Regions from separate parts of the Homo sapiens genome. Here region 2 is linked to region 1. Evidence: chromatin contacts called from ENCODE Hi-C or POLR2A ChIA-PET data. All regions are on one chromosome and are shown on one strand. Each heading gives the region's core, a stretch centred on a gene start or an enhancer-like site at or near the end of the contact. The rest is flanking DNA. Distances are from core to core; before and after follow the strand shown.

Region 1 (3,736 bases), core at 903-3,402:
TTGCTGACACTTCATAAAAAGAGGAACCCCATTTAGGTGTTTTGAGTGGCAGGGATTCCAAGCCTACCCCCTGGATGGGCCTGGAAGAGAACAAGAGCACCAGGCCATGGTGAGTCAGGCTGAGGCCAGGGAGGTGCAAGGAGCCAGCTGGAGGCCTGAGCCAGGATTTGGGGTGGTGGCAGCAGGGGGCGGAGAATGGTGGTGTCAGAGGCAGCCGAGAAGGTTGAGGGGGACGGATCTCAATGTGGCCAAGAGGAGGGCTCTTGGCACGCTCAGTTCCTGTAGCGAAGAGGGCGGAAGCCAGATGGGAGGGGGCGAGAACAGGCAGGAGCACAGGAAGGTGGAGGCTGTGGGTGTAGGCTGGGAGTCAATGCCCTCCCCCAACCTGAGGCCTCCGACCAGGCTCCTGGGTGGCAGGCATGGGGAGGAAAGCGTCTCCCCAGGCAGTGAGGGAGGGAGTGCCACAGTCAGGGAACAGGCCCCCTGGGTGAACTGGCCTGAGCAGAGTGGATGCTCCTGTTCTGAGACCCAGACCTCCTGGAACCTGCTGACCACAGTGATGCCCTGCACAAGAGGGGAGGACCTCAAGGCAGTGAGGTCAGGGAGCTGAAGTCCTGCTTCCCTCTCTGGCAAGCCCTTATCTCTTTGAGCCCCAGTGCTCTCCTCTAAAAAAGTGAGCTGGGCTGATGGGTGCCAAGGCATTAGCTCCCAAGTCAGCTGATCATCAGAATCCCCTGGTGAGCTGGTTATAATGCAGAGTCCAGGAATCCCCACTGGCCGTGGGCCACACACACCCGCCGCCCCCCGCTGTTAATTCTGAACCATAGTTCCAAGGTCCTTTCTGCACTAATGTGGCCTGATTAGGTGACTCCCTAGCACCAGGCAGGTGGGACAGCGCCTCTAAGGGGAGTAGTAATGCAATGTGGCTTCCTTCCTCTCCTCCCCTGCCGCCTCTGGGGGTGGAGCTGATGCCCCTCACCCCAATACCCAGCCTAGTAGCAGTACTTTGGTTCCCCCAGGGAGCTCCTCTTTTAAAGAAAAGGGACAGGACCCAATTGTTACTGAGCCCCTATTGTCATAGTAGCCACCATTTATTGATGGTTGACTATGCACCTGCCAGATACTGTACCCTTAACAGCATTTATCATCCAACCCTCCTTTAGCCTGCTGAGGGGGTTATACATAATAAGGAATATTGTACATACTGAGGAACCTGAGACTCCATGAGGTTAAAACTTGCCTAAAATAACACAGCTAGGGAAAAGGCAAGCTGGATTTTGAACTAGGGCTCTAAGTGCTGAGCCTGTGGGCTTCATAATTGGACCAAATCCCTGTGTGCTGGGCACGTGTCCAGCACTTCCCTCATATGATCTTTATGTGAACCATCCTCTGGAATCCTCAGAACAAACCCAGGAAGTAGGTATACTCATCCCCATTTTACAGATGAGGAAACAGGCACAGAGAGATGACTGGCTTGGCCAAGTTAAGAATAATGGCTAACAAACAAAAACAAAAACAAAAATTAAAAAAAAAAAAAGAATAATGGCTAACTCATGGAACTCATAGAACTCCACAAGGAAAGGTGTTCTAAGCACCTTCATACATGCTGCTTCATTTAATCTCTACATTATACAGATGAGGAAACTGAGTCACAGATATCCTGAGTGACTTGCCCACGGTGGCATCAGTTAATGACAGATCCAAGATTTGAAATCAGAAAGGCTGGCTCCCCAGTCTCCATACTTCACCAAACCAGAAGTTCTGAAACTCAAACTGTGGTCCTGCCAATGGCCACACTGGCTTCCCTGGGGAACCTGTAGACATGGGGATTCCCAGGCTCCACCCCAAACCTCCTGAATTAGAAACTCTGCCCCCCGCCCCACCCCGCTCAGAGATCCGCAGGGGATCCTAATACACCCGAAAGTTTAGGAACCACTGACCTCACCAATACCACTTTTTCCACAGCAAATAGGTTAGAGGAGGCAGAATCCAAATCCAGGATGCTATGAATCAAAAGGTCAACCCTTTCTCTTCTGCCACGGTGCACCCCCTTCCCTCCCCCGGCCAAGGCCCCAGCGGGGTCTGCACCCTACCTCAGGCCCATTCTCTTCTTCTGTGCCCCACTCCACCCCACCCAGGATGACTTGTTCGCGGACCTGGCCAACCTGAGCCACCTCTTCCTCCACGGGAACCGCCTGCGGCTGCTCACAGAGCACGTGTTTCGCGGCCTGGGCAGCCTGGACCGGCTGCTGCTGCACGGGAACCGGCTGCAGGGCGTGCACCGCGCGGCCTTCCGCGGCCTCAGCCGCCTCACCATCCTCTACCTGTTCAACAACAGCCTGGCCTCGCTGCCCGGCGAGGCGCTCGCCGACCTGCCCTCGCTCGAGTTCCTGCGGCTCAACGCTAACCCCTGGGCGTGCGACTGCCGCGCGCGGCCGCTCTGGGCCTGGTTCCAGCGCGCGCGCGTGTCCAGCTCCGACGTGACCTGCGCCACCCCCCCGGAGCGCCAGGGCCGAGACCTGCGCGCGCTCCGCGAGGCCGACTTCCAGGCGTGTCCGCCCGCGGCACCCACGCGGCCGGGCAGCCGCGCCCGCGGCAACAGCTCCTCCAACCACCTGTACGGGGTGGCCGAGGCCGGGGCGCCCCCAGCCGATCCCTCCACCCTCTACCGAGATCTGCCTGCCGAAGACTCGCGGGGGCGCCAGGGCGGGGACGCGCCTACTGAGGACGACTACTGGGGGGGCTACGGGGGTGAGGACCAGCGAGGGGAGCAGATGTGCCCCGGCGCTGCCTGCCAGGCGCCCCCGGACTCCCGAGGCCCTGCGCTCTCGGCCGGGCTCCCCAGCCCTCTGCTTTGCCTCCTGCTCCTGGTGCCCCACCACCTCTGACTGCGGTGCTGAGATCGAAGAGGCCAGTGTCCGATCCCCGCTTCCCGTCCACCCGGGGCTGCGGCTCCGGCCCCAGTCGCCCCACCTTCCCTGGCCTTGCTGCCTCCCTTTCCCCTCCCAGCTCCTCTCCTCCCCGGGGAGCAGGCCGCCTCTCCTTGCCTGCCCCCTGGGCTGTCCTGACTTGTGGCAGCCCCAAGAGGGCGTGTGTGGTGGCTCAGCCCTGCCCTCCCCAGTTCTGGCCATTAACTCTTCCCCATCCCAAGGCTGGGGTGGGGCCCCCCAGGCAGCCGCTGACCCGCACTCCTAAGGGCCCACAGCGGACACCAGAGGGGCTTTTGTCTGCAGAGCGTCTTCCACCAGCAGAGCCTTTGGAAGCTCCCCCAGGGAGCCCCACCCAGGACCCTTTGGGGGATGCCTCAGTCAGGGCCAGGCTGACCCTGACCCCTGCTTACCCTAGTCCCCTCAACCTCCTGACACTGGAGGAATACTTTTCTCCTAAGTCTACCCTGGACACTTTTTAGGGCACCTGGAGAGAACTTTCCTCTCCACTGTGGCCCCTGCGTGGTGAAGATCAAAAGAAGTTGTTTGGGAAAAAAAATTTATTAAAAAATTCTATTATTTTATCTACTGTAAGATTTGTTGACTTGGGACCCCGAAAGCGGGATGAGGTCTCAGAATGTAAGGATTGCAGGGCCAGGAGGGTTGGAGAAGGGGAGCCGTCCCCCGCCATCAAAGAGCTTCCTGGTGGCTGGAGGTGGTGTGCGCTCCCCCGCCATGAGGAGGAGCTGAAGCCCTGCATTCTAGGTGAGGCGCAGTGTGGCAGCCAAGAGTGGGTGCTGGTGGCACCT
Region 2 (3,736 bases), core at 360-2,859, 1.0 Mb after region 1:
TGAATACCATCATTTCCAAAACAATTTTAAATCTTAGAGGATGACAACACCCTCACAACCTTTTTCTTCCCCTTTGTAATAGTGACAGATACTGCAAAATTGGACAGGAGCAAGAAGCTTGTACTCTAAATATGCGAGCTATCCACAGGATGACTTAACCTTAAACTACAGAGTTTCACTGTGCTCTGGTGTAAAAAGCATCAAGAAGTGATCAAACACTATTTTTGTGTATTAGTTTTTCATGACGATATACAATATACGTTCTGTACCAACACTGAGTTTATTTGTTCAATGTAAACAAAAAAGAGAATTTATTTGCTCACATAATTTCCTAGTCTATGGTTAAGATGCTGCTATGGTAGAACTGAGTGGCTCAAAAAAAGAAAACACAGCCTCTCCATTACTTGGTTCTACGTTCCACTGTGCTGGCCTCTTTCTCAGACAGCCTCCCCCAAGTGATGATAAAAATATTTATCAGCAGCAATGGGTTTTTATTATCCGCACAACTAGAATTCCAACGAATGGGAATGTTCTTTCTGAATAAATCTAGTAAAGGTCATTGGCTTTGCTGAGGTCACATGTCTATCCCTGATCCAATCACCTTCCTTCAGAAGAACAAAGTACTTTTATTGGTCAGACCTGGGACTGTACCTATTTCTGAGGCTGAGGTTAAAGTCAGCCTTGCCTAAACACATGGACCAAGAATGGGAGATGCAGTTCTTTGTGGAGAAACTAGACTGTGGGGAAAAACAGCTCAGAAATTCACTCCCCTTTCATTTCACGTCCCATCCTCAATTATATCCAATAATATTATTCAACATAGCATATCAAAGTCCAAAAACATTAAAATCCAAAATCAAATTCTCTAAGTTAAAGTTTAGAGAAAGTAAAGCCTTCTTTGATTCCTTGGTCTGTTCATTTTCAGCTTTAGGAGTTTTTCCAGTAACACCTGTGATCTGAGATATCTCTCGCTAGAATGGAGGTACTTATCCCAGGAAAAATGTTATTCCCATAATACAGTATTTATTGTGATTTAATGATATCCAAAATAGGAAGGGAAGATGGATGGCTCTCAACAGGGTGCCAGGAAGTTTATGCAATTGTCCGTAATCCATGGTCTATGAACCTAAACACAGTTAGGAGACTTCTCCCCACGGAAAATCAATTTAGGCACTATACGCTGACTATATCTAAGGTAGGGGAATGTCCTACATAAACTGTCTCCTTTCTTATAAATTTGAGACAACACTGCCTTCTGGCAAAGTTATAAATTTGCAACAAGTACAACCCAAGCACCAGCTTTTACCTGAGATTTCTTTCTTTTTTATCCTGTGGATCCCAAGAGATTTCCATTTCCCCACTGAGCTCTGTGTTCCCAGCACTTAATGTGCTGCACTGATGGTACCTAGTAACACAACCTCCACAATATTTTGGGGACAGGCAATCTCTTTTTCAGTGTCATATTTCAGTGGCTGCCACCACTGCCTTATTGAGGACGTGCTTATGCCTAAGACACTCGCCTCTAAAGGAAGCTGCTACTCTTTCTCACCTTGATTTCAGCTGCAAGATCTCCTTTTCCAGACTGCCAAACTGAAGGTGCTTTTGATGCTTCTCAGTGGTGCGCCCCTAGGGGCCCAGGAAGAGCAGTGCCACTGCCGCATGTTCCTCAGGACACCAGCATTCCTGGCTCTCTCCTCTGCCTTTGGGTTCTGTAAAGTTCTTGGACATGATCCCTCAGGATACTGACAATGCCTGCTTGCTTACCTTCTACATTACCTTGAAACTCAGAAACTCCAATATTTTCACTTTTGAACACACGAATTCAAGATTCATTGTCCTCTTCCCGCTTCTTACCAATATCCAGCTTTTAAAGTATTCACATCTCCTCCACAAAGCCCTTGTGCTTTCGGGAAACTTAGTCCTGCTTGTAACTTTGGAAATAATTCAGTTTGGTTTAAGCCAAGCTGCAGAATCCATTCCCCCAGCAAAAATTACTGGTATGTGACCTAGGCTAGACCAGTGAGGATGAATCCCAGAACTTTTGCTTGCAAATGCTCGATAAAAGCACTCTTGCTCCCCCTACTGGTTATGAAACAAGAAGCATGCGCTGGCAGCCATCCTACAACTCCAAGAAGAGTGTGTGATAGAACTTGGATGGAAAAATAATTGTTGTCTTTATCAAAGTATTACCTTGGAAGAGACTAAATTTACTTCAAAGAAAAACTGACCAAACTAATTGAGGGACTCCCCTTTGAGAATACAGTGCCAACTCTAGAGCATATTCCTTTCTATATGTTTATATTCACTGGTGGAAAATCCCTGTCCTGTGAGGGTGGGTTTTATTTTTTAAACATCCTAGAAGTTACTCAAAACCAAAAGTAAATAAGTACGTGATCAATTTTAGTAATGGCATTTCCAGGGTTTTTAAAAAGCAGAACTTTTTACTTGTGAGTAGTTTCCTTATTGCTAAAACACTGGTCCTGAAGTCAGTATCTCTTTTTGAGCAAATAAAACCACTTCCGTTCAATGTGGGAAGAAAGTGTTTTCACTTCTTAATTACATCTTAGTGAACTCTGGATTTTCTTTGACATTTAAAAATAGTTAAATTCTATTGAATCTCAAAATAGCTAATCCTTTTTAAAAAAGTTTTAGCACCTGTACATTTCTTTTTAAGGGCTAAAACTCCAAGTTTATTTTGTCAAATTGCCAAGGCAACCAAGAACATTGCCATATTAACACCTGCGTGTGACATCGTTGAGTGAAGACATTGCAAAGAGGATGTTTAAAAGTTGAATGTGTGTTCTGCATAGTCTGGCGCTCTCAGACAGCCAAACAGGATAGAGGCCAGATGGTTCCGTATCTGTGTGGCCTCCCACATATCTTACATGCATTTGGAGTTCCTATTTTATAGAATTAACTGTTGCCAATTCCTTGTAACTCTCACAACCCCCTTATTATCCATTCCAACAAAGGACATAGATATAATAAAGTTTGGCAAGAAACATTTAATCCATTTCAGCTCTCCCAAGTAGTACTATTCCTCTATCAATCTAAAGACATCAAATTTTGTCCTATTTTTAAAAATACCTCCAGTGAAGGAGTTTTCGCCAGTAACTTATCTCAGAATCAAGGATTCTAAGAGTCTGGTTTTTGTTATAACAAATAATCACACAATTATTTTTAAGACCACGGGAAGAAAGATATTGTACTGATCTTCTCAATATCCCTTTTGCAGAAAGATTAGTCCTTGTGAAGCTTACTTTTATAAAAAGTAAACTGTAGGACAGTAAACTGACAGGACATAAGAAAATCAGATTCTCTGATAACCTGACAAGCTTTTCTAAACATTTACTTATAATATTTTGAGATGAACAAATGATTAAGAGGAATTTTTCTTTGAGTCTTGGCTTTCCTAATTCTAGATAATAATCATTTGAGCTTTATTTATAGCATCTTTCTTCAGAGATGCTCTAAGAACAGCCATCTCATTTGTCTTCAGGAGGCAAATGTGAAATTGTGTTTCATTTTTTACTTTAGAAATGAATTTGTGGCTGGGCGCAGTGGCTCACGCCTGTAATCCCAACACTTTGGGAGGTCGAGGTGGGTGGATCACCTGAGGTCGGGAGTTTGAGACCAGCCTGACCAACGTGGAGAAACCCCATCTCTACTAAAAATAGAAAAATTAGCCTGGTGTGGTGGCGCATGCCTGTAATTCCAGCTACTCAGGAGGCTGAGG

Evidence for each region. A loop is a pair of places that touch in the nucleus more often than their neighbours do. ChIA-PET counts read pairs that join two places held with the same protein, here RNA polymerase II (POLR2A). Pooled maps may share reads with other maps.
Region 2: a pooled map shows a loop between it and region 1 (3-fold over the local background). The contact joins two enhancer-like sites. A Hi-C loop is called at or near these places in 5 of 168 maps with a recorded cell type or tissue (OCI-LY7, dorsolateral prefrontal cortex, heart right ventricle and 2 more), 1 of 37 single-sample maps with no recorded cell type and 1 of 50 pooled maps. POLR2A ChIA-PET finds 5 or more read pairs at or near these places in 1 of 52 experiments (A673).

The regions. Positions count from the first base shown.
Region 1 is chr11:57,474,024-57,477,759 of GRCh38, forward strand. RTN4RL2 (reticulon 4 receptor like 2) reads left to right here. Exons shown (of 3, transcript NM_178570.3): 3 at 2,139-3,511. The coding sequence ends at 2,888. Among named protein-coding and RNA genes, the nearest start is that of RTN4RL2, 15 kb to the left of the region's middle. RefSeq lists enhancers at 142-221, 283-783, 1,957-2,785, 2,003-2,152 and a silencer at 2,473-2,942. Within about 2 kb of position 2,153, at least 9 of the 41 ENCODE cell types and tissues checked have a DNase peak (open chromatin) inside an H3K27ac peak, as active enhancers do.
Region 2 is chr11:58,522,687-58,526,422 of GRCh38, forward strand. No RefSeq gene overlaps it. Among named protein-coding and RNA genes, the nearest start is that of OR5B21, 16 kb to the left of the region's middle. RefSeq lists a silencer at 1,910-2,204. Within about 2 kb of position 1,610, at least 17 of the 41 ENCODE cell types and tissues checked have a DNase peak (open chromatin) inside an H3K27ac peak, as active enhancers do.